2 separate regions of the Mus musculus genome follow, and region 1 is linked to region 2. Evidence: chromatin loops called from intact Hi-C (ENCODE). Cell type or tissue: gastrocnemius. All regions are shown on one strand. Each heading gives the region's core, and the rest is flanking DNA. Links, peaks and the distances in the headings are about the cores only. Region 1 holds the start of Tufm (Tu translation elongation factor, mitochondrial). Region 2 holds the start of Mir7059 (microRNA 7059).

The links. Hi-C counts contacts between places; a loop is a spot of excess contacts. Peaks named below come from ENCODE experiments on the same cell type or tissue, not always from the same donor. Only the 100,000 strongest peaks of a DNase experiment are listed, where the experiment ranks them.
Region 1: it touches region 2 in a loop (2.2-fold over the local background); 1 of 42 quality-filtered maps calls a loop at or near these places.

What each region holds. Positions count from the first base shown.
Region 1 is chr7:126,482,615-126,494,973 of GRCm38, reverse strand. Tufm (Tu translation elongation factor, mitochondrial) reads right to left here and starts at 7,619. Exons shown (of 10, transcript NM_172745.3): 1 at 7,484-7,619; 2 at 7,192-7,386; 3 at 6,548-6,714; 4 at 6,220-6,324; 5 at 5,973-6,137; 6 at 5,722-5,854; 7 at 5,534-5,638; 8 at 5,271-5,422; 9 at 5,063-5,182; 10 at 4,243-4,653. The coding sequence starts at 7,526. The coding sequence ends at 4,480. Atxn2l (ataxin 2-like) reads left to right here. Exons shown (of 22, transcript NM_001361487.1): 16 at 251-397; 17 at 482-554; 18 at 645-835; 19 at 1,084-1,213; 20 at 1,300-1,421; 21 at 1,598-1,810; 22 at 1,973-3,266. The coding sequence ends at 2,305. It overlaps Gm46001 (a long non-coding RNA gene), which reads left to right and starts at 8,460. Exons shown (of 3, transcript XR_001778288.1): 1 at 8,460-8,492; 2 at 8,643-8,814; 3 at 10,452-10,634. In gastrocnemius, for the core only: a CTCF peak has its summit at 7,809; a DNase peak (open chromatin) is centred at 7,704; H3K4me3 peaks cover 1,996 bases; H3K27ac peaks cover 2,315 bases.
Region 2 is chr7:126,573,308-126,585,666 of GRCm38, reverse strand. It overlaps Cln3 (ceroid lipofuscinosis, neuronal 3, juvenile (Batten, Spielmeyer-Vogt disease)), which reads left to right. Exons shown (of 18, transcript NM_001146311.2): 1 at 1-372; 2 at 1,387-1,493; 3 at 2,220-2,364; 4 at 2,571-2,667; 5 at 2,825-2,903; 6 at 3,925-4,021; 7 at 4,803-4,874; 8 at 5,255-5,334; 9 at 5,438-5,523; 10 at 6,194-6,266; 11 at 6,351-6,494; 12 at 7,746-7,858; 13 at 10,131-10,177; 14 at 10,255-10,323; 2 more. The coding sequence starts at 2,622. Mir7059 (microRNA 7059) reads left to right here and starts at 6,135; the gene lies at 6,135-6,193. Apobr (apolipoprotein B receptor) reads right to left here and starts at 659. Exons shown (of 4, transcript NM_138310.1): 1 at 599-659; 2 at 1-291. The coding sequence starts at 655. In gastrocnemius, for the core only: CTCF peaks have their summits at 6,311 (motif pointing left) and 8,516 (motif pointing right); DNase peaks (open chromatin) are centred at 2,329, 2,721, 6,322, 8,535 and 1 more place; H3K4me3 peaks cover 1,109 bases; H3K27ac peaks cover 942 bases.

The DNA of each region.
Region 1 (12,359 bases), core at 2,837-10,836, 92 kb after region 2:
TACTATTTGGTGTGTTGGGTGTGTGAGGGTTAGGATTATGAGCTCCAAGGAATCAGCTGACGTGGCTTTAACTGATGTACTCATGGGGCTTCGAGATTTCACACAACCACTTAGAGCTCTCTTAGTTTGTGAATGTCCATCTTGTGATTTGCTATGAAGCGCTTAGGGAAAGTGTAGGATATATTTGACACAGGTGGATTTAAAAAGGCTGAAGTGGGATTACAGAAATATCTCCTCTTGTCTCTTACAGAACAAATCTACCAGTACTCCAACTTCACCAGGGCCCCGTACTCATTCAACACCTTCTATACCGGTGCTGACAGCAGGCCAGAGTGGGCTCTACAGTCCCCAGTACATCTCATATATACCTCAGATCCACATGGGACCAGCTGTACAGGTAGGAGAGAGTGAGCCCAAGAAAAGTGCTGATTGTCCAGCTCAGGCTGTTCTGAGCACCTGCTGAGCCCCAGATCTTTCTCAGGCGCCTCAGATGTATCCATATCCTGTATCCAATTCCGTGCCTGGGCAGCAGGGCAAGTACCGGGGTGCAAAAGGTGAGCAGGGTTGGGAAGAAGAGCTGGGACTGCCTAGTACCTTTTGGCTAACGCTGCTTGAGCTTTGTACTGTTTACTCTCCACCCACAGGCTCACTTCCTCCTCAGCGCTCTGACCAACACCAACCAGCCTCAGCCCCTCCAATGATGCAGGCTGCTGCTGCTGCTGCTGGCCCACCCCTGGTGGCTGCCACACCCTATTCCTCCTACATCCCCTACAACCCACAGCAGTTCCCAGGCCAGCCTGCCATGATGCAGCCCATGGCACACTACCCTTCACAGGTAACGAACACCTGAAATCCAACCTGATGGGGGGAAGCAGGGTTATTTTGAGTAGTGGTGGCTGTGGGGTTGGCAGTGTCCACTTGAATTCCTGTAACAGGACATTGAACCTTTGCTCTCGGGTTTTCCCTCTGAATTAAGGTGGTTACTGTCTTTAAAACCACTACTGAGGCTCATGCTCCTATGCACATGGAAGCTGACAGGACGTTCCAAGCAGGTCTGCTTAGCATTTTGTTTTGTTTCTTTAGCCGGTGTTCGCCCCTATGCTTCAAAGTAATCCACGAATGTTGACATCGGGAAGCCATCCCCAGGCCATCGTGTCGTCCTCCACTCCTCAGTACCCTGCTGCAGAGCAGCCTACCCCCCAAGCCCTCTATGGTGAGTTGTGGTGCCCACTTTGTCACCAGGATATATGTATCCATTTGGTGTGCTCAGCACTCGGTCTCCCTTCTTTCCTGCTGCAGCCACTGTTCACCAATCCTATCCACACCATGCCACGCAGCTCCATGGCCACCAGCCGCAGCCGGCCACCACACCTACTGGGAGCCAGCCACAATCCCAGCATGCGGCCCCCAGTCCCGTTCAGGTGCCTGAATGTGGGGTTTGGTTGGGAGGTCTGAGTGGTTGACCCAGGAATGGGTGGCTGGAAGAGGGCTTGAAAAGAGCTGGGTCATTCTCCAGTAGAGAAGTGGCATGAGCGAGCTTGTGCTTTGTCTGCATAGCAGAATGGGTGGCACTCATACCTCACTTCTACTCTGGCAGCACCAGGCGGGGCAGGCCCCTCACCTGGGCAGTGGACAGCCACAGCAGAATCTGTACCATCCAGGGGCCCTAACAGGCACGCCACCTTCTCTACCACCGGGACCTTCTGCCCAGTCCCCTCAAAGCAGCTTCCCCCAGCCAGCTGCTGTGTATGCCATCCATCCCCACCAGCAGCTGCCCCACGGCTTCACCAACATGGCCCATGTTACCCAGGTAGGAACCCAGGGGTTTAGTGTTTCTGTGTCTTTGCCAGAGAATGAACTGAGCTGTTGTAGGGTAGTTGTGTACCTGTTCCACTTTGCAGTGCTGCTTTGATAAGGGATCTCAGAACCTCTCGTTGAGCTGGGGGGCACTGAAACTAATTCTCTTCTACAGGCCCATGTCCAAACTGGAGTCACAGCAGCCCCGCCCCCACACCCTGGGGCTCCCCACCCGCCCCAGGTGATGCTGCTGCACCCCCCCCAGGGCCATGGGGGGCCCCCCCAAGGCGCGGTGCCCCCGAGTGGGGTGCCTGCACTCTCAGCTTCCACACCCTCACCCTACCCCTACATCGGACACCCCCAAGGTGAGCAGCCTGGCCAGGCGCCTGGATTTCCAGGAGGAGCCGATGACAGGATTCGTGAGTTCTCGTTAGCTGGGGGAATTTGGCATGGAAGAGCTGAGGGGCTGCAGGTGGGGCAGGATGCACGGGTTCTGGGTGGGGATTGAGGGGTCTTGGAGGCAGGGCTGTCCCAGAGGGCGCCCGCCGACCCACACCTGTCTGTGAAGTATGTAGGGTGGGCAGAAGCCACAGTCGCCGCCGCCAGGGGCTTGCTCCTGGCTCTGTCCTTTGCTTCCCTCCGTCCTCGCTCAGTTGTGATCCAGCAGCCCCCCTCCCCACTGCCTCCCCAGCTCTCAGTGACCCCGACTGTCTCCTGACTTAGCCGAGGTAAGGTCAGCGCAGCAGACAGGGCCAGACTGGGGCGTGGGGGGCTGAGCTGGGCAACTGAGTAAGGGCTCTGGCCTACTGGGAAACAGCGATTGACCTGTGCTTCTGACAGTCCCCTGAGACTCCTCGAGGAGGCCGCTCCTCCCCACACCCCTCACCCCCTGGACGCATTGACAGAGGGACAGCTGCTCGGGTTCTAATGCTCCTGCTCTCTCTCTTTCCCCTCCAACCAGTTCAATCTCATCCCTCCCAGCAGCTCCCCTTCCACCCCCCGGGGAACTGAAGATTGTCCTGGCCGCGACCTGAGACCTCCATGAGTGGAGGGAAGAGTGATCTATGTCTCTTCCCCCCAGCAGCTGGGACCAGTCCTAGCCCCGTCCCCAACCCCTTTCCCTTGGGGAGTTGGGGGAATTCCTGCCAAGCACCTTGAATGGGAGGGGTCCTTCAAGTGGGCCGGGCTGGGGTCCAACGGGGGTGGGGGAGGTTCCTGCTCTGCCCCAGCTGGGTCCTACCCAGTCTTGTCCTCCCATCCTCTCATCTATTCCCCCCCGCCCCCTGGAGACGGAAGATCTTTTATTTTCTATTATTTATAACCTCAGACTTGGGCCCCCTGTTCTTCTCCATTAACTTGAGTGTTCTGTGTGAGACCAACAGACAGATGCCTCAAGGACTTTTACTTTTTATTACATAAAAAAATTAAAAAAAAATAAAATAAAAAAATAAAATTTTAAACTAACTTAACCTGCCTATGGGTTTGATTCTTAAAAGTAAATTTCCCCTTCCATAGGAGATAGTTTGGAGTTTTGTAATCTGAGCCTGCCAAGGACTTGGGTAGTCCTTAGTGGGCTGTAGGACCTTTGGGCCATAATACAGAGAACATGTGCTGTGTTGAGGGCAGAGAAAAGCCCCCAGAATTTGGGCATGACAGTATTGGGTGAGAGAAAGGGACAAAGTAAGGCTGATACTGCCCTCAGGACACATGGCACAGGGAAGCAGGGGAAACTGGAAAGCCACAAGGTGTTCACTATGTGGAGAAGTGGAGGGTACTGCTAGCTATTCCTGTCCTTAAACACTCATGGGAAGATTCTATTTTGTCACTTTTGGGTAGGTACCTCAAAATTTTTATGACATCAGTAGTTGCCCTAGATGATTCTGTGGTTTTCCCATATATCCTATCAGCTTCTTACAGGCCACAATGCCTAGCTAGCTATGGTTTGGGTTTTTTTTTTTTGGTGGGGGTTGGTTGTTGCATATTTGGTACCAGGAATTGAGCCCAGGAAGCTAGGCAAATGTTCTACCACTGAGATGAACTCAAAAGTCTTTGCTTGGAAGCAGTGTTGACCAAGCACACAATACAAGTGATACAAGTCTGCTAAGGTTAAGTTTGTACTTAACACAAAAGCCAGCCATTAACCTAGTGGACACAGAAGAGCAAAAGAAACGATTAGCACCTGAGCTGAGCCCATGGTGCCTCCAAATGATAACCAAACTTGTCCCCAATCTGGGAACACAACAGTTGTATTTTGCTGTAAAGTCACACAAAGCTCACTGAATTGGGTACTTTTTCTCAAGTTGTCTAAGAACTGACAATGGCTTTGAGCCTGAGCTTGCCTGCCCTGTATGCCAGAAATGGATGTGACGCTAGGGAAACTCAAATGGCTTTGCAGTACTCAAATCCAGCGCTCCTCCACATCCACACAGAAGACACAAGACAAGCTGAGTTATCCATGGGACAGTTTTATTTGCCTCCCTCTCCTGACAGGCCACTCATTGTGAGCAGGAGAAATGTCCAGAGGTGTACTCTGCCTGGATACAGCCTGTGTCCACAGTGGGAACGCTGACCAGGGCAGCCTTATGCCCACAGTGGGAATGCTGACCAGGGCAGCCTTATGCCCACAGTGGGAACGCTGACCAGGGCAGCCTGAAGCTCAATAACCTGAGCAGAAGTCCAGACTCAGCTCCACTTGATGTTCTTGTCCTCCTCAGTCATGGCTGGTACATCAGTAACAAGGCCAGTGCCAATGGTCTTGTTGCCATCCCTCAAGGTGAAACGTTGGCCTTTCTCTAAGATCATGGGCTGCCGCAAGATTAGACTAAGCTTCAAGTCCTCTCCAGGCATGGCAAGTTCCTAATAGAAGGAGAAGCGCAAGGCAATCAGGATACCTTCACTGTGTACCTTCAACCGCTGACACCCATGGGGCTCAAAATCATGGGAAAGCTCAACAGGTTGAAGAATCTGGGACGTTTCATTTAGTTGCTAGGCACACGCAAACAGCATGGAAAAAGTAAAGGGACCATAATCGGGAATTTGGTATTACGCAGTTTTAGTCAACAGGATTTTCCTGAGCCCTTCTTGTGTTTGAGACAGGATTTCGCTGTGTACCCCTAACTGCCCTGGAACTAGCTCTGTATACTAACTACACCAGCCTTGAACTCAAGAGATTCACATGCCTCTGCCTTCCAGCTGCTAAGATTAAAGTCATGGGCTACCACAGCCCAGTTCTATTCCTTTTATATCCCCCCCAGCCTCAACATACCTTCCCTGGAGGCAAGATGACTCGACAGGCCATGTCCCAGGTCAGGGAGAACATGACGGGCATGAAATGAGATACAAAGGGTTTGTGGCGGCCACCTTCCTCCTTGCTGAGGATATAAACCTAGAGGAGAGAAGCAGTAAGGATGGAATGGCTTAGCTACAAGTCCTGCTTCTAAGCAAGGGAAACCACTCAGCACTGGAGCCCTCACCTGGGCCTCCACCTTCTGGTGGGGTTGGATGGAGCCTGGCTTGACCATGACCAAGCCACGCCTCAAATCTTCGCGCTTTAAGCCTCGGACCAGAGCACCCAGGTTATCCCCTGCCTCAGCCCTCTCCAGGCTCTTGTGGAACATCTCAATGCCTACAAGGAAGAAGACAGGAGAGAAGAGGGTCTGAGGCAGAATGAAGGTATAAGAGCTACATGGGAAGGGACCATTCTGACCACGTCCTTGGATCTGAAATCTTCTCATACCTGTCACCACAGTGCGGATGTTCTTGTTATGTCCCAGCAACTCACACTCATCTCCTTTCTTCAAAATGCCACGCTCTAATGTACCTGTCACCACTGTGCCCCGGCCTGGAAAGAAACAGGATGGGTTATTGGTCACCCAGGGTCAGATGACCCCTATGAGGAGTGGTGTACGTGAGCACGGGCCTCACCAGGAATAGAGTAGACTGACTCTACAGGGAGCAGGAAGGGCTTGTCCAGGTCCCGGGTGGGCACTGGGATGTAGGTGTCCACAGCATCCAGGAGCTTCTGCACTGACTTCACGCCTAGCTCAGGGTCACGTTGCTGTTGGAGACATGACAAGACCTTGAAACTTCTGTTCCTATCACAGGATGCTAAGTTTCCAGGTACAGAGCAAAGCTCTACCCCGTCCTCTACCAACAGGAGCCTGTGCTGTGCTCACCTCAAGGGCACAGAGAGCCGAGCCTACGATGACTGGAGTTTCCTCTCCTTTATAGCCAAACTCGGTGAGCAGCTCCCGGATCTCCAGCTCGACTAACTCCACCATCTCTGAGTCCTGGACAGCGTCTGCCTTGTTCACGTACACCACAACATGTTCTACCCCAATCTGCAGGCAAGACAAGAGACTGAGCAACTCTCCTGAGCCATCTGACGTCTCACGGATGTCCATCCCACTCAGACCCCAGTACCTGTTTAGCTAGCAGTAAGTGCTCTCGGGTCTGGGGCATGGGGCCATCATTAGCTGCCACCACCAGGATACAGCCATCCAGGGGGGCAGTGCCTGTGATCATATTCTGGGTGGAAGAGGAAGAAGGTCAGCTTAGTTCAGGGACCTCTTCAACATGCATCCTCTAATGAGAAGTAGCTGTGAAGATCTCCATCTCTCTGCCATGTCTTCACCACCCACAGCCACAAATCCTTGTTCTTATATTCAAACACCGCCACTATTTTATAACCTCCCCCCCTCACACCTCCACTGAACGGAAGCAGGTGCTGGCTGTCCCCAGCAACCCTCACCTTAACATAATCTGCATGACCAGGACAGTCTGTGTGGGCATAGTGTCGGGCAGCAGTGCTATACTCCACATGGGCTGCATTGATGGTGATGCCCCGAGCTCGCTCCTCTGGGGCATTGTCTATCTCCTCGTACTTCTTGAACTTAGCTCCACCTCCCTCGGCTAGAACTACCGGAGGAAGAGAACACACCTCTCAACTCAGGGTCAGAGCTACAGACAAGGCTCGGGGCACACGCCTGAACCCCTCATACAGAAACAATCTGGAAGGATAAATCTCTGTTAAATCTCAATTCTAGGAAATCTCAAATGTAATTCTAGGAAAGATAACTTTGTAAGACAGTGAGAGAATTTCCTAAGGTGTGTGCTCATCACAGACGCTTCCAATTCTTCGCTGACAGCATCTCTTTACAGACCACTCTACACTGGATGGAAACCATTCACAGTTTTCATTTTATGCCTCACAGAGCTCTTCCTGTACAGGGAAACCTGTCTCCTGCATCTTCCCACCAGCCTTCGTCCCAAGTGTCTCTTGGAGCCATGCTAAAGTTCAGCGGACTACAAGACACCCACCCTACGCTCTAGTTCTGACTCTTCCAGCTGACAGGACATTGCCCGACGCCTCCAACCCAACCCAACCCTACTCACTTTTCGTGATGGCTGCAGTCAGGGTGGTCTTGCCATGGTCCACATGTCCGATGGTACCCACATTCACATGGGGCTTGTCGCGTACATAAGTCTTCTTGGCCTCCACAGCTAGGCCGCGACACAAGAAGGGTGATGCGGGAGCCTTCAGCGGCCGCAGCCGACCTTGCAGAAATGGGGTCGGGCTGGCGCAGAGACCTGCGGGGAAAGGCACTTGGGAGTCAGGGATCCGAACCCAGCTACCCTCCGCGCCCCTCGCAACTCCGGGCTGCCTGCGTCCAACCCGCCCCCTCACCGCTGAAGCGGGGCGTCGCTCGCAATAGAGTGGCTGCCGCCATTGTGGTAGTACTCGGTGACCGGGACCGGGAACTAGGCACCCGGGGCCCGCGCGTGCAGGGAAGGACGGGCACTTGGGACTGCAGATCACTTCCGGCGGAAATGAGGGTCCGGACAGCGAGTTTAGGAGCCTCTAGCAGACAGTTTCTATGGCCACGGCCACTGATATCCGGGCATGGAGCGGAAGAGGGGGTTTCTGGTGTCTCGCGGGGGACGATGGGGAATTTCCACAGTTCAGCCTGAGGGGGCCGCTTTAGGAGGAAAATGCGGAGCGCCCCATAATGCACGAGCGCCCCCGAAGGCTTATGGGTGTTGTGGTTTCCAGGGCAGCGGGCTTGGGTCAGTTTGTGACAGGCTTTAGCTTCGCCTGGGTTCGGTCCAGAGAGAAGATCTCCCAGCCTGTAAGAGGCAAAATTAACGAGAGTCAGGGATGGAGTCCCGGGAGTTCCAGTCCTTGGCCATTAAATAACTGCCCCCATATCTCTTGCAGGGATCCTGTGCTTTCTAACATTTTGAAGTCAAACCCTCCTCCCCCAATAGTCCTTTGGACGCTTGACAAGCAGTTTTCTTTCCTTTTTCTTCCTTCTTCCCCACTACCTTCCGAGACAGGGTCTCCTTGGCTGGCCTATGTAGACCAGGCTGGTCTTCCAGCTCTAGAGAAATCTCCTGTCTCAGTGCTGGGATTAAAGGAAGTTTTTTTTTTACTGTTAGTTGAATCTTTTGTATACCCAGCAAATGTTTGTTCCCTAATGAATAAGTGGTTTTTGTTTTTGTTTTTTTTTAAGATTTATTTATTCTATGTAAGTACACTGTAGCTGTCTTCAGACACACCAGAAGAGGACATCAGATCTCATTACGGATGGTTGTGAGCCACCATGTGGTTGCTGGGATTTGAACTCAGGACCTTTGGGAGAGCAGTCAGTGCTCTAAACCACAGAGCCATCTCTCCAGCCCCCTAATGAATAAGTGTAAGTATAGTAATGACTTTTAACTGTCACATTCATCTTTTCGCACAGCTTCTTCAACTCTCACAAATAATAGAAGCTTCTTAACTCTGTCTTTCTTTCTGAAATTTACCCTATCAGCTTAATTGACAGTATCTTTTCCAAATGCTGTAGATTCCCTCATTCCATCCCTAGAGAGATGTCTAGGCACAAGCAAGCTACATCACATCTCTTCTAAAAATCAAGTGGAAGGAGATACAGGTACACACTTGTGACCCCAGCACTTAAGACACTGCAGCAGGAAGTCCAGTCCTAAGGCCTGAGCACAGATTGAAACTCTGAAAAGGTAAAGATAAAGGACAATAGAGTGTTACTGGAATCTTGTGCTAGACTCCCCTCAGTCTTTGTGATTTTTTTTTTTTTTTTTTTATCTAACGAATCCAGGCTGGGCAGTGGTGGCACAGGCCTTTTTAATCCTAGCACTTGGGAGGCAGAGGCAGGAGGATTTCTGAGTTCGAGGCCACCCTGGTCTACAAAGTGAGTTCCAGGACAGCCAGGGCTACACAGAGAAACCCTGCCTCGAAAAAAACCAAAAACCAAAACCAAAAAAAAAAAGGGGGGGGAGAGAAGAAATGAGGCAGTTTTACAGGGAGCAGGTTGTAGAAAGAGACCAAGCTAGACACAGTGAAGACAGAAGGAGCCAGAGAGTGAGAAGGAGCCAGAAGTCCAGAACAGATTGCCAGAGTGTTAGTTTGAGGCCAAGCAGAACAATTCAGGAGAAACTGAGAAAAGCCAGAGTGAATCAGTCAGCTTGATGAGGAGTCTGAGCCAGAACTGTTAAGTTGAACTAGCCAGCCAGACTTCAGAGAGAGCTATGAAGAGGTGAGTTTATTCATCAGTAAGTAAGCCTCAGAGGTTGAAGGCACTAGGCCTAGATAAGACTGTACAGAGGCTAGACACTTCCAGGACTAGGTTTAAACCCAGCGTGGGGGCAGCATGGAATCCCAGCACTCGGGGTCAAGGTTCAAGGTCATCCTCCACCTCTTGGGTTTTTTTTTTAATTTATCTATTTTTATTTATATGAGTCCACTGTAGCTGTCTTCAGACACACACCAGAAGAGTGCATTGGATTCCATTACAGATGGTTATGAGCCACCATGTGGTTGCTGGAATTGAACTCAGGACCTCTGGAAGAGCAGTCAGTGCTCTTAACCTCTGAGCCATCTCTCCAGCCCATCCTCCATATCTTGTAAAGCAAAGACCAGTTTAGAATATGAGACCCTGCCTCAAAAAAATTCCAAGGAAACTGGGTAGTCATGGCGCACGCCTTTAATCCCAGCACTTGGGAGGCAGAGGCAGGCGGATTTCTGAGTTCGAGGCCAGCCTGGTCTACAGAGTGAGTTCCAGGACAGCCAGGGCTACACAGAGAAACCCTCTTTTGAAAAACAAAACAAAACAAAAACCCAAACAACTAAAAAAGATGCAAGGAAGGAACACACAAAACAGAGTCTGGTTTGTCAGTGTCTCAGATTGCCTGAGTCTTATATCTGCAGCTTTAATACTAAATAGAACTCTAGACCTGGGTTTGCATTGATTTTGCTATAGACTTAGAGCAATTTGGTGCTGGGCCAATTGTGGAGAGCTTTTGGGGCTGCTTCTAGAAACTTGGCAGGAATCTGATTGGGGGCTAGAACAAAGAAGTGGGCTTCAGGCAAGACTTTGACTTTGGACTAGGACAGGGAAGTAGGCTCAGATATCTTGGTCATCCTGAGAAGCCCCTTGAAACACTGATCACAGTATTTAGTTTATTGCCTTGCTTGTTCCTTAACCTAGAACTGACCTTATTATCTGCATGGAATTAAAATGATATAAAAGCAGACTGGGAAAAATATAAACCTGCTTCAGCCTCAGAACTGACTGGAGTCATGTTACAGTGTTGTCTAATTGTCTGTTTTCTTTTTAATCCTCCCTCCTTCGCTGGAGACCCTGTTGACTGAGTTGGTTTAGTCAGCCGATGGCTGAAGTCCCAGCACTTGGCATAGCACTGACGGGCAGGAGCACACTCGACAGACAGGAACAAGAAGGTGGAAAGTGGCTGGGCAGTAGTGGTGCACGCCTTTAATCCCAGCACTTGGGAGGCAGAGGCAGGCGGATTTCTGAGTTCGCAGCCAGCCTGGTCTACAGAGTGAGTTCCAGGTCAGCCAGGGCTACACAGAGACAGCCTGCCTTGGGGGGTGAGGGGGTAAGAAGGTGGAAAGTTCAATGCCACCCTCTGTTATATAGGGAATTTGAGACTGATGTAGGATGCAGGAAATCCTGCCTCAAGAAAGCCAATGAAAAGGTGAGGGCCTGGTGAGATATCTCAGTGAGTAAAGATGATTCCACCAAGCCTGATGACCTGGGTTCAATTCCTGAGGCCCATGTGGTTGGATGGAGAGAACCAAATTCCACAGTTGATTTTCACATGAGCATCATTGTATGCGCGCACGCACACGCGTGCACACACACACACACACACACACATGTAAGTAAATAAATGAATAAACTAAAACTTTTTTTTAAAGCAATTGATATCTCTCTCTCCCTTTTTTTTTTAGATTTATTTATTTATTTATTACATGTAAGTACACTGTAGCTGTCTTCAGACACCCCAGAAGAGGGAGTCAGATCTCATTACAGATGGTTGTGAGCCACCATGTGGTTGCTGGGATTTGAACTTAGGACCTTTGGAAGAGCAGTCGGGTGCTCTTTACCCACTAAGCCATCTCACCAGCCCCTAAACTAAAACTTTTTAAAAGGTTTTTGTGAGCCAGGCTGGTGAAAGCTTTTAGTCCCAGAACTTGGGAAGCAGAGGCAAGCAAATCTCTGAGTTCAAGGCTGGCCTGGACTACAGAACAAGTTCTGGGACAACCAGGGCTATACAGAGAAACCCTGTTTTGAAAAAATAACAGAAAGTTTTGTGTGTGTGTGTAGAACCATTAACATTTTTGGAAGATGATCTTGAAATGGAATGGCCTTCCATCCCCCACCCCAAACAATTTATTATTTAGCTCTGTGGTAGACACCTGGGTTAATCTCGTTTGCAGTGTGGAAAGGTATTTTTCCTTTTCTCTCGGTGTTTTGTAAGCATCTCCTTTACCTTCTCACTGGCTTAATACAGAACTGAAAGGTCTAAGGCAAAGCAGGAGAGTATAGGCTAGACTTCTGGGCAGAGCTAGGAACTCCTAGAAAGAACTCTGGGCGGGAGATTTGCTAGTCAGTTTCATTACCCAGATGTGGAGGAAGAAGCAGGTACTGGTATTGAGGAGAGGTAGTGAGCCACGTGGTAGAACATAGATTAGTGTAAACGGGTTAATTTAAGATTTAATTTCATTTACGATCTAGTTGGGAACAAGCTCGCTAAATCCAAGCTTTTATAATTAATAAATGGTCTCTGTGTCATTACTTGGGTGGCTGGCAGCTAGAGACAGTCTGGTGATAATTGGTGCATTGAAGATGGAGCTAGAAATCAGAGCTGAGAGCCTGCAAAAGTCGTGGATGGAAGGCTGGGAACAAGTACTTCCTGAAGCAACACGGCTTCCCAGTGACAGTCTCTGAGGTAGGCGCAAGGTGGGATTGGGAAATCCAGAAAGGCTACCGGCTGAGGGTGGTTCCCCTAAAAACCCCTGCTGAGCAGCAAAGCCGGCTGCCAGATAGAGAACAGTGCACTTCCCCTGGCGCGGAGGGGCGGATTGAGCCATGGTCCAGCTAGAATAACTTCCCAGAGACTGCAGCCCAATTCAGGTCTGCCGCATCCTGGTGCAGCTGCTGGCTCCACCTTTCTGGAGCTGGGGCGGGGCGGGGCGGGGCGGGGCGGGGCGGGGCGAGCGCCCTTAGGAAAAGCCTGCAGCC
Region 2 (12,359 bases), core at 1,992-9,991:
CTTCCAGGACCCAGTGTCCTGCCTTTCTGCTTGGGGCCTTGCAGAGCTATCTGCTCTCCACCCCCAGGTCTGTTCACCAGCTAAACTTCCTTCTTGGCATCTTCTAGTCTCTTCGGGTGCTTCTACCCCCTCACTCTGGCCACTTCTAAGTCCCTCCAGTACCTCCTGGGCTTCCTCTCCTACAACCTTCCCCTCAGTCACCTCTCCCAGTTCCTCAGCTGCCTGTGTCTGCCTCTCTACTGTGGGGACTGTGTCTCCTACGAGGTAGGACACAAACGCACTGAAGGAGTCCTAGAAGAGAAGAAAGAAGAGTGAAGGCACTCAGGGGAGGTCTAACCACTTCCCCAGGAGTACACTGTTAACAAAGCCCAGGTAAGAATCAGGGATCTGGACGTCTGCTAAGGGACCCCGACAAGGCCTAGCTTGAATAAGTGGGTACACTTGTAGAGGCAGGAGATTGAAACCCAGGAAGGACTGGGCTAGGAGTCTGGCTGACTGTAGGAAAGGGAGCTCAGGCTTCAGGAGAGGCTGTAAGGGAGAGGAAAGGTGAGACTACGAGGAATGGTGGAAGTTTCGGGTATCTCTCTGCCCCTCTCACCAGTGCTCCCCTCAAAGCCTGATGTAGCCCAGGGAGACGAAGCCGGAGAAAATCCATCCTGCAGGTCTCTGTGTGTCCAGAAAGCTCACAATGACCATCCGTCCCCACCCACGAAGTCCTCCCCAGCACCCAAGACACTTCCTCTTCCCCTGACTCTCCCTGACAAATCTCCACCCCAGGCCCTGTGCACCTCCCCCCTGCTCATGGATGACTTCATGACAGGCAGGGGGATGGCTTAACAGTGTCCAGGTGACTCAGACTCGGGTGCACATCTGGAACTAAAGGGCAGAGGATCGGGCCAGAAAGGGGAAAGGGAAAAAAAAAGTGGAAACAGGAGACCTCAGAATTGGGTATGGGGGAGGGGGCATTCGGCAAGTGCAGCCTGAGTGACTCAGGTCTTGTATTCGCACCTCAGCCATTTCCGCCTCCTCCAAGCCACAGCCTTCAGTGAGAGGAAGCTAGGGTTTGTGGTTCCTGATTTATTTGGGGGAGAAGCTGTAGAAGTGAGGATAAGGCCACTGGAAGTTCTGGGTTCCCATTTTCAACGCCATTAAGATTTTTCTGGGGATGAAAGGTCTGGATTGGTGCTCAATGCCCACACCCTCACCTATGGTTATTCTTGTACTGTGGTCATGTGTCCTCACAGCTTACTGTGAGTTCCTTAAGGACAGAGGCTGCAGAATTTCTAGAGACTCGTTTGGGTAGGAGGATCCTTTTTCTCACTGTTTGAGTGATCTAGGAAGAACACCACAGGAGGGCATATTTCAAACGGCAAATCTTAATGACAGGTGGTTGAAAAGACCCGGGAGAAGTGGGCAGAGGCTGCTGGAATCCATAGCAGAGGAATAGGCTTGATGAAGAATGGTCAAGATGCTGCCCTGCCATCGAGTGGAAGGTAAGGGAAGGACTCCTTATTTGGAACTGTGAGGTGACACATTCCAACTATCCTCTCAGCCTCATTCTCCTAACTTCCAATTAGGACAAACGGCTGACATCACAGACCAGGAAAAACACCCATAGCAGCTTTCTCAGTGAACTTAGCACCTTTGCTCTATTTCTTACTGCTGAGTCTCTGAAGTCAGCTAAAAGTCTAGCCTCTGTTGCACAGTGGGGCGGAGGGACCTTGGTTTTCTCTTGTAAAACCAGGGGTTGGACAACTTTCGTGGTATTTGTTGTTCTAGGATAGTAAGGCAAAGGGGATTTAACCGTAACATCGTGAATATTGCCACAGATAATTCATAGAATGCTGTTTTGTGGGTGTTTATTTTTAATCGATCTACTCTCAGCTACTTCCCAGATGCTTATTATAGGTCTTTACAATAGGTCTGTAAGGACAACAGATAACACTTGAGGCTGGTCGCCTTTGCGCTCAAGCAGAACTTGTCCTTGGGACGTTGGGTGGGGTAGTGGGACATCCGCAGCAAAGTAGCCATAATTGTTTCAGGCAAGTAAGAGCTGCAGGAAAGAAGCTGAAGCCTTCCGCGCCATGACTAGTACTGGCAGATTTGGTCGGCGTCTAGAGCGCCGCTTTTCATGGCTCTACTTGTGGCTCCCTTCGACTCCAATTCAAAATCAGTGCTTCCAGCGTTCTCTCGAACTCTCCTTCTTTTATTCTCCGAAGTTTGAGAAGTCCAAAGGCGAAAAAGAGAAAAAAGGACCCGGAAGTAAGAAGCAACCCTCAAGCACGTGATGGAAGGCTCACGGGTACTGTCACGTGACCCCCAACCTGCTCGTCTACCTTGCGGAGAGTTCAGCTGCTCTTAAAGGTACAGGCCTGGGGGCGGGGGCTTTGCTTTAGAGGGGCAGGGGGCGGGGTCAGGCGGGTGGGGCGTGGGTGAACACGAGCTGGAGATCTGGGGATCCTTCGACGGACATGTCGTGTATAGCAGACAGCGGAACCTGGGACTGACCGCGGGGCATTGATCCTTCGCACCCACCTGTCCCAGACTTTAATCTGTTTTCTTGAAGCTAGCTCGGAACACACGCTGACTTTGGGCCCTTTGGGGGACCCGAACTCAATGTTATGGGAAGTTCTGCGGGCTCGTGGAGGCGCCTTGAGGATTCTGAGAGTGAGTGCTCTCATCGGTTGCCTTGGGAATGACCACCTCTGCCCGCGGCTCTCCCGAGGAGTTGGGATGCTGGCCCTGCCCCCTCAACACCATGCGGGATAGGCGGGGCCTTCGTGTACCCGAGTGAGTGGGGGGTCATGCTTTCTCTACCTCCCAGGGGAGGAGACCGACTCAGAGCCCCAGGCCCCTCGGTTGGATAGTCGGAGTGTCCTTTGGAAGAATGCAGTGGGTTTCTGGTAAGTGGTCTGAGAGTTGTGCAAAAGTAAAATGCCAGCTGGGCGTGGTGGCACACGCCTTTAATCCCAGCATTTGGGAGGCAGAGGCAGGCGGATTTCTGAGTTCGAGGCCAGCCTGGTCTACAGAGTGAGTTCCAGGACAGCCAGGGCTACACAGAGAAACCCTGTCTCGAAAAACAAACAAACAAACAAACAAACAAAGTAAAGTGCGATTGGAGCAAAGATGAGAGCCAAGTTGTGAAAAGCAGTTGAATACACAGATACTTAATCAACTGTGAACTTTCCAAGTTCCATTAAATTCCCACCTTCACCTATTGATCAGATCTTAGTATCTGTAGAGTTATTTATTAAATGTTTTCCTCCAGCTAACTTTGTTTTTTTTCCTCTTCCTTCCTTTCTTTCTTTCTTTCTTTCTTCCTCTTCCTCCTCCTCCTCTTCCTCTTCTTTTTCTTCTTTTTTTTGGAAAGGTCTTTAAACCCTACAAGCAGTAAGGGCTTACTTTGACCTTTCTAATCCTGCTTTTGCCTTCCAGGTGCTGCAGTTACAGGCCCTACTGTAGCACAATGCCCAGAACACCCATTGTTTCTGTTTGCAGTGCAGGGTATTAAAAGCAGGTCCTTCCCGGGCTCACGCACTGTTGTACAAGTGAGCTCTGTCTCCAGCCAATTTGCTTTTGCCAAGTTCTGAGCACAGCTCTGGGAGATGAAAATAAGAACAATATGCCCTGCTATTATTTTGGTTCCCTTGAGATCAGCAGGTGAAAATTTGTCTCCGTTTTGCACAGGAATACGCTAGATATTTGCATTGTACCACAGTGTTTCCGTTGATGAGAAATGCCCAGGGATCAGAATCTTAGTGTAAGCGTGGGAGAAATAGTGCTTAGGAGGACTTGGCACTTGGCCATGAGCTGGTCTAATCTCAAGGCCTGTTTTGATAGTGGAGAAGGAAAAAAAAAAGGTGTATCTTTAAGGACTGTAAGTGGATAGAAAGCCAGACAGTGAAGATGTGTCCTCATTTCTAGGATCTTGGGTCTTTGCAACAATTTCTCATATGTGGTGATGCTGAGCGCTGCCCATGACATCCTCAAGCAGGAGCAGGCGTCTGGAAACCAGAGCCATGTAAGTAAGCCCCTCTTCACCACCACCATAGGTCAGTAAGTGAGCCCCTCTGTACCACTACCATAGGTCAGTCCGCATGGGGAATACTAAGAACCCACTCAGGGCCAGAGGACCCCTGAAAAACTCCTAGAGTAGCTCTGGGTGGGATTGGGGAGCTAAAGGTCTTAGTCTCCCACATCCTCATGGCAGGAGGGATCTTAAAGAGAGCAACGGGTACCAGGTTGGTGAACTCACATAACTGGCTGGGTAAGACCTTATTTTGTGGTGTGTTTTGTCATTGTACCCTGTTGACATTTGAGGTCAGGTGACTGTTGTGAGTCTGTCCTGCATGTTGTAGATGTTTAGTAGCATCCCATGCCCCTTGTCAACCAAAAGTGACAGCCAAAAATGTCTCCAGATGTTACAAATGCTCCTGCCAGGTAACATTACCCAGGTGGAGAGCCTTTGGCGGCAGTGAGCTAGAGCACGCAGGCCCTAAGAGGCGCAGCCTCCACTTTGCAGGTTCACTAGGAAATTTGACCCAAGCTGATATTTTCCAGAAACCCAGATTTCTATATGAATGCTCTTAAACATGGTGCATCCATCTTGGGGGGCTGTCTTTGGCCTCTGGCCCAAAGTTTGAGATGCTTATAAACACTCTCTTCATTGTGGACATTGAAAAACTAAGGCCCCCTAGAAGCCTTGCCTACCCACAGCCATTTGTGAAGTTAGGACAGAACTGGACCTGGGCCTTGGTTAGCCTCCTGCCGCTTTGTCGGAAAGACCCTCTTCTCTCCCATAGGTGGAACCAGGCCCAACACCCACACCCCACAACAGCTCATCTCGATTTGACTGCAACTCCATCTCCACAGCTGTGAGTGTCCATGTGGGGACCCCACGATCCTTGCCTTTGCAATCTCGTTTCCCCACCCCCACCCCCATCCAGTTGGGAATGTTGGGATTGCAGTGATGAATATAAATATGTAAATAGTAATTATTAGTTCAGGTGCCCCCCTTCCCCCAGCTTTGTGAGTGAAACACTGTAAGTTTCCCTCTTTGGATGAGGAAACTGAAGGTCAGAGTGTATAAATATGCCCTGACAGCCATTTGAGGAGCCCCAGAGCAGGGAATGAATGGAGATCTATCTAACTCCAGAGCCTAACTTACAGCAGGTCTCACTGGCCGGCTCCCCGGCTGGGTTGGGAAGGTTGTCTCCGGGAAGGTCTAGGCTCTCACTGTGTTCTCCTGTCTCAGGCGGTGCTCCTAGCAGACATCCTTCCCACCCTTGTCATCAAACTCCTGGCGCCTCTTGGCCTTCACTTGCTGCCTTACAGGTCTGGGTCGGGGTGGCAGGAGGGAGGCAGGGTGGGAGGAAGCGGGAGTCTGGAGAGTCTCGCATGGAGGTGGCCTTCTGAGTTCCTCCTCATCTCTTCTCAGCCCCCGGGTGCTCGTCAGTGGAGTTTGTTCTGCTGGGAGCTTTGTTCTGGTTGCCTTCTCTCAGTCAGTGGGGTTAAGCCTGTGTGGTGAGTACGAAGCTGGGAGAGGTTGATGGACTCAACAGAGTGATGTGCTGTAGTCTCCCCAGCTTCCTGTGTGTGTGTGTGTGTGTGTGTGTGTGTGTGTGTGTGTGTGTGTGTGAGAGAGAGAGAGAGAGAGAGAGAGAGAGACACACACTTGGGAGATTGTGAATTTGAGATTAGTTGGGGCCACATAGTGAATTCAAGCCTATCCTAAGCTGCACAGCAAAACCCTATCTCAAAAAACAAAGACAAAAAAAAACCAAAAAAACAAGGAGAGGGCCAGTCCAGGCTGATTTACATAGCAAGTTCCAGGCCAGCCTGGACTACATCCCCGAGACTTTGTCTCAAAGACAAACCTCCTAGAGCTTCCCTAACCAGAAGTGAGCTCTAGGAACAATTGGAGGGTGTCAATAGGAAGGAATGGGGAGACTGAGTATAGGTGGGGATGAGCAGGGTTGAATAATTGGGAATTATTAACTGAATGAAGATGGGGGTACAGTCTCGGAGAGGACATGTGGAGGAGGGTGTGGCTTTTCAGATGAGACCCTAGCCTGTCTGTTCAGTGACAGATCTGTTCTTAGCCCTGCTGAGCTGATGGAGTTGAGGCTGTAAACAAACCACCGGGGACTGCGGCTTTCAGTTAAAGGTCACTGTTTGCTGTTTGTCCTCCCAGGAGTGGTTTTGGCCAGCATCTCCTCAGGGCTAGGGGAGGTCACCTTCCTCTCACTGACTGCCTTCTACCCCAGGTAAGCGGCCTGGGCCAGGAGGACTGGGAGACGAGTGCCCCCTGCTGGCTTCCATCTTCCTCAGTGCTCTTGTCTTCTTTTCAGTGCTGTGATCTCATGGTGGTCTTCGGGTACCGGGGGTGCAGGGCTTCTTGGATCGCTGTCTTACCTGGGACTCACCCAGGCTGGCCTCTCCCCGCAGCACACCCTACTTTCTATGTTGGGGATCCCTGTTCTGCTGCTAGCCAGGTGAGTGTCCTTAGGCCCAAAGGATGAAAGATGGAAGGAGGAGCTTGATGCTAATCCAATCTTCAGAGCTCTTCAGCCTTGTTGTGAAGGGGTGTGGACTCTGGACTCTCGACACCCCTCAGGTGGAATCTCAGAGTGGGGCTGTGTTAGCTGTGCGACTCTGGACAACTTCATTCCTGACCTTCAGTTGTCTCTGTCTCAGGCTGGTTCTGTCTCATCCGCACAGGTCGGCTCCTGAGACTGGGGCTGGGACTGAGTGCACCCCGGTTTATTTCTTCTGTGTGTATTTGTATATTTTAGAAAACATTATTAAGCCAGGTGTAGTGGTACATGCCTTTCATCCCAGCACTCTGGAGGCATCATGTTATAGCTTAGGGCTATTGTGGGGTATCCACCAGAAAGACGGCTCAGACATGGGTTTAAACCCAGTGGAAAGCCGATTAGTCACCTGGTAACTACACACTGCATGTTCAGTGGCATTTCCATTGGAGTCAGTTGTCCTAAGGTCCGGTGGCCTGTTACAAGGCTATCTTGAAGAAAAGGAGTCAGTATGTGTGTAATGCTGAACACCCACAGTCCTGGCTCTTGGGAGGTGATGGAAAAGGCTCATGTGTTTGAAGCCTACCTGGGATACACGTGGAGACCCTGGCTCAAAAGCTAACTGAGATAATTGAACATATGGCAAATGCCTCTAATCCAAGCCCTCAGGAGGCAGGAGGATCTCTGTGAGTTTGGGGTCAGCCTGGTCTACATCTTGAGCTCCAGGCCAGCCAGAGCTGCATAGTTAAGACCCTGTCTCAAAAAAAAAAAAAAAGAAAGAAAGAAATAAAGCAATCCCATGATCATACAGACCCTGGGTAAACTCAGTCACAACACGAAACAAAAAGACACTGAGTATGAGAAAGGGACCTGTGATGTGGGAAAGGTCACAGGGTGTGGGGACCCGAGGGGGTGGGGAGAGTCACCAGAGGGCAGTATATATGTGAATAAAAATGTCAAGAAACACATTTAGTAAGAATCTCTGTGAAGTGGTGAATAGATGAGAAGTACTGAGAACAGGGAAACGAGCAGGTGCTGTGACTGAGTCAAATGAGGTCCCTGGGTAGAAACAAAGAAGCTTTTCCAGCACAGGGTACCTAGAGGCTGGGAGCACCCCATGCAAGTGTGAAGGGCCTGGAGGGGCGGGCCTGCAGGACCTCTGGGGCCTTTCCCGACAAGAGCCCCCTGACTCGCTTCTCCATTCCATCCCAGCTATTTCTTGTTGCTCACGTCTCCTGAACCCCTGGACCCTGGAGGGGAAAACGAGGCAGAGACTGCTGCCCGGCAGCCTCTCATAGGCACCGAGACCCCAGAGTCAAAGCCAGGTAGGATGCAAAGGCCCTCCCATCCCAGGGCCACTTTCCGCCTTGGGGTTTTGGTCTCAACAGTGGACACAGTTGAGGGAAACAGGCTGCTAGGTGTACAGGTCTGGGTCAAAGCAGTCATGTATACTTACTAACTACTGACTGGATGCCAGACATTCCGATTGCTGGGAATGGTAGTGCTCCAGATGAAGGAATGAGAGCATTTTCACAGGACATAAAACTGCGATGGGGCCCAGAGGGGTGGCGCACACCTTGAATCCCAACACTCCGGAGGCAGCCACAATCAGATCTCTATGATTTCAAGGCCGGTTGGGCTACATAGTAAGACCCTGCACAGACCCAGAAAGTAACGGTTAAGGAAATGGGGTGGGGATGGCTAAGGGAGCTGCTTTACAGGAGGTTCCAAGTGTGGGGGTTTTGTTGTTGTTTTGTTTTTTCTTCAAGTTTTTGCTTATTGGTTTTTAAATAGTCTCTCTGTATAGCCCTAGCTGGCCTAGAAATCACTGTGTACTCTCGAATGGCCTCAACCTCACAAATCCACCTGCCTCTGCCTCTCAAATGCTAGGAGTAAACGCATATGCCACCATACACCTGGCTAGGATTTATTTTTCTATTTATTGATGTGTATGTGTATTTGTGAACTTATACCGCGGATGACCAGCAGAGGGCATCAGATGCCTTGGAGTTGCAGTTACAGGCAGTTGGGAGCTGGCCGATGTTGCCAGGATTCAAACGTGGACCCCCTCATGGTTGAGCAACCAGTGCTCGCTCGCTCTTTCTTTCCTTTTCTCTCTTTCTTTCTTTCTTTCTTTCTTTCTTTCTTTCTTTCTTTCTTTCTTTCTTTCTTTCTTTCTTTCTTTCTTTCTTCCTTCCTTCCTTCCTTCCTTTCTTTCTTTCTTTCTTTCGGATTTATTTATTTATTTAATGTATATGAGCACAATGTAGTTGTCTTCAGACACACCAGAAGAGGGCAAGAGGGCATCAGATCTCATAACAGATGGTTGTGAGCCACCATGTGGTTGCTGGGAATTGAACTCAGGACCTCTGGAAGAGCAGTCAGTGCTCTTAACCACTGAGCCATCTCTCCAGCCCCTCTTTCTTTTTTTTTTATTGTTTGTTTGTTTTGTTTTTGTTTTGTTTTTTGTTTTTTTGTTGTTGTTGTTGAGGCAGAGCTTCTCTGTGTAGCTCTGGCTGTCCTGGAACTCACTCTCTAGACCAGAAGTCAAAAATTCTCCTGCCTCTGCTTTCCATGCGCTGGGATTCAGGGCGTGTGCCGCCACTTAACCCCAAGCCACCTCTCCAACTCTGAGAAAGGCTCTACTTATTTATTTAATTTTGTAATTATTTGTTTGTTTGTTTGCTTGCTTTTCGAGGAAGGGTTTCTCTGTGTAGCCCTGGCTGTCCTGGAACTCACACTGTATGTAATCCAGGCTGCCCTCAAACTTTCAGAGATCCACCTGCCTCAGCCTCCCAAGTGGGGATTAAAGGCATGCGCCACCACTGCCCAGCGATTTGTCTATTTTTATTTTATGTGCATTGGTGTTTTGCCTGTGTGCATGTCTATGGGAGGGTGTTGGATCCCCTGGAACTGGAGTTACAGACAGTTGTGAGCTGCCACGTGGGTGCTGGGAATTGAGGTCCGCTGGAAGAGCAGCCATTACTCTTAACCACTGAGCCATCTCTTGAGCCCCCGAGAGAACCCCCAACAACAAACCTTTTATTTTTGAGAATGGAGCTGTCTGGGCAAGAGCGTGTGCACAAGTGTGAGGTCTGACGTTCTGAGGATTGAGCTCTGCTCATTCAGACTCGGCAGTGAGTGCCCTCATCCACCGAGCATCCATCAGCCCAAGACAGCCTTTTGAAGGATATCTCTGGGCTGAAACTTGGCTGTCAAGGTGTCAGCTTTGCAAATGCCTAGGTGATCATGTTCCAGGCACAGGAAACAGCTCAGGGTGAGGCCTTATGTGAGAAAAGGAGCCTGGTTGTTCTAGAAATGAAAGGCTTAGCCAGAGTCTGGGATGGAGTCGGTAGATAAAAGCTGTACCCTGATCTATAGTCTTGCTCATTAAAAAAAAAAAAAAAAAGTTTTATAAGTATATGTGTGTATATACATATGTATACAGCGCGAAGTTTACCATTTTAGCGACTACTAAGTGTGCACTAAGTGGCATTTAAATCCACACACTGCTGTGCTGGCTGGTTGCTTGCTGCATGCTGGCACCTTAGCTAAGCGTTCAGCGTGCAACCTCCTCCCCTTCCCCCTGCTCTGTAGGTGCCAGCTGGGACCTCTCCCTCCAGGAAAGGTGGACAGTGTTCAAGGTTTGAATGGTGGCTGCGGGTGCCCCGTGAGGATCCTCTGCCTCTTGCCTTCCACTTACATCTCCCGACTCTTCCAGGGTCTCTTGTGGTACATCATCCCTCTGGTGCTGGTCTACTTTGCAGAATACTTTATCAACCAGGGACTTGTGAGTGAGGGGCGCCGGGGAGGGATGTGGGAGGAGAGATAGGGCTGAGGTTCCGCCATCTCCATCTGTCTGGTCTTCGCTGCAGTTCGAGCTCCTGTTTTTCCGGAACACTTCCCTAAGCCATGCTCAGCAGTACCGATGGTGAGAGAAGTTGGCAGGTGGGCAGTAGGCTGGGAGGATCCCTGATGTTGGGGTCCTGGGGTTGACCCCAAAAAGTGCCCTGAGAGCCTCTTCCTCTTCTCTGCCCCAACCTTAGGTACCAGATGCTATACCAGGCTGGTGTGTTCGCCTCCCGCTCTTCTCTCCAATGTTGCCGAATACGGTTCACCTGGGTCCTAGCCCTGCTCCAGGTACTGAGTGCTGCCCTGTTTGTTCACACCCACCTCGGCCTCCTGAGTTTCTTACATTAGTGTACTCCAGCGTTCCTAAGTACAGCACTAAAGGCCAGCTGGACTCCATATAAAATGTGTGGTGGCACCAGGAGGAACCAGTCATACTTGTGGGTAAATTCCAGTTTCTGTTCTCAAGAGCTGTGTGACTCAGAGCAGTCTCTGAACCTCTATTGAGCCTCAGTTTTCCTATCAGGAAGTCAGATGGGGTGGAGCAGGATTGTGCACCTAGCCTGTCTGAGGCTGTGGGTCCCATCCCTAGTACTGCAAAAATTAAAATATTTAATAGCTGTGGGCAACACCTATTTCTCAGTGTTTGTATAGCAATGTTGAGAAAAAAAAGGAAGAACAAGATATTGTTTTGATTTATTTTGGTTTTGTTCTTGTCTGCTTTATTTTTTTTTCTTTGTTTGTTTTTAAGGTAGGGTCTCACTGTGTAGTCCTGGGTGGCCTGGAATCCGATATGTAGACTAGGCTAGCCTGAAGCTCACAGATCTGCTTCATGAATGCGGGCGTTGAGGGCCTGTGCCTCGTGCCTGGCCGTCGTGCTTTGTTCTCACAGTCGTTCTGACTGCACCTGGGGCCTTGTTCCTGCTGGTCCATGCTGATTGTTACGAAACTTCTTAAGCCCTCAAGCTTGCTTTCATTTACTTACTTATTTACTTTAAAGATTTGTTTGTTTATATATAAACAAACTGTAGCTGTGTTCAGACACACCAGAAGAGGGCATCAGCTAGCCGGGCGTGGTGGCGCACGCCTTTAATCCCAGCACTCGGGAGGCAGAGGCAGGCGGATTTCTGAGTTCGAGGCCAGCCTGGTCTGAAAAGTGAGCTCCAGGACAGCCAGGGCTACACAGAGAAACCCTGTCTCGAACCCCCCCCCAAAAAAAAAAAACAAAAAAAAACAAAAAAAAAAAACAGAAGAGGGCATCAGATCCCATCATAGATGGTTGTGAGCCACCATGTGGTTGCTGGGAATCGAACTCAGGACCTCTGGCAGAGCAGTCAGTGCTCTTAACCGCTGAGCCATCGCTCTAGCCCTATTTATTTATTTTATACAATTTAAATAAACACACTTATATTTATATTTATTTATTGGTGGGAGGGAGACACTTGCCAAGCCGTGTGTATGGAGGTCAGAGGACAGCGTGCAGGATTGGTTCCCTTCTTCAACGTGTGGGTTCTGGTGATCAAACTCAGGTCATACAGGCAAGTACCTGTAGCTGAGCCATCTCTTCAGCCCAAACAGGGTTTCTCTGTATAGCCCTGGCTGTCCTGGAACTCACTCTGTGGACCAGGCTGGCCTCGAACTCAGAAATCTGCCTGCCTCTGCCTCCCAAGTGCTGGGTTTAAAGGCGTGCGCCACCACTGCCCAGCTCAGCCCAAACTTTTTATTTGGAGGCAAAGTCTTCAAAGCTGGCCTTGAACCTACATCTGAGGCCCACATAAGCCTTGACCATTGTTTAGTTTATATATACACAAACCTTTGTCTATGTGTATATATGTGAACCACCTGTGTGCCTGGTGCCCATGGAGGCCAGAGAGGGTATCAGATCCCTGGAACTGGAACTACAGATAGGTGTGGACCGCCCTGTGGGTGCTGTGGAAGAACAGCGGGTGCCTTTAACTACTGAGCCATCTTTCCAGT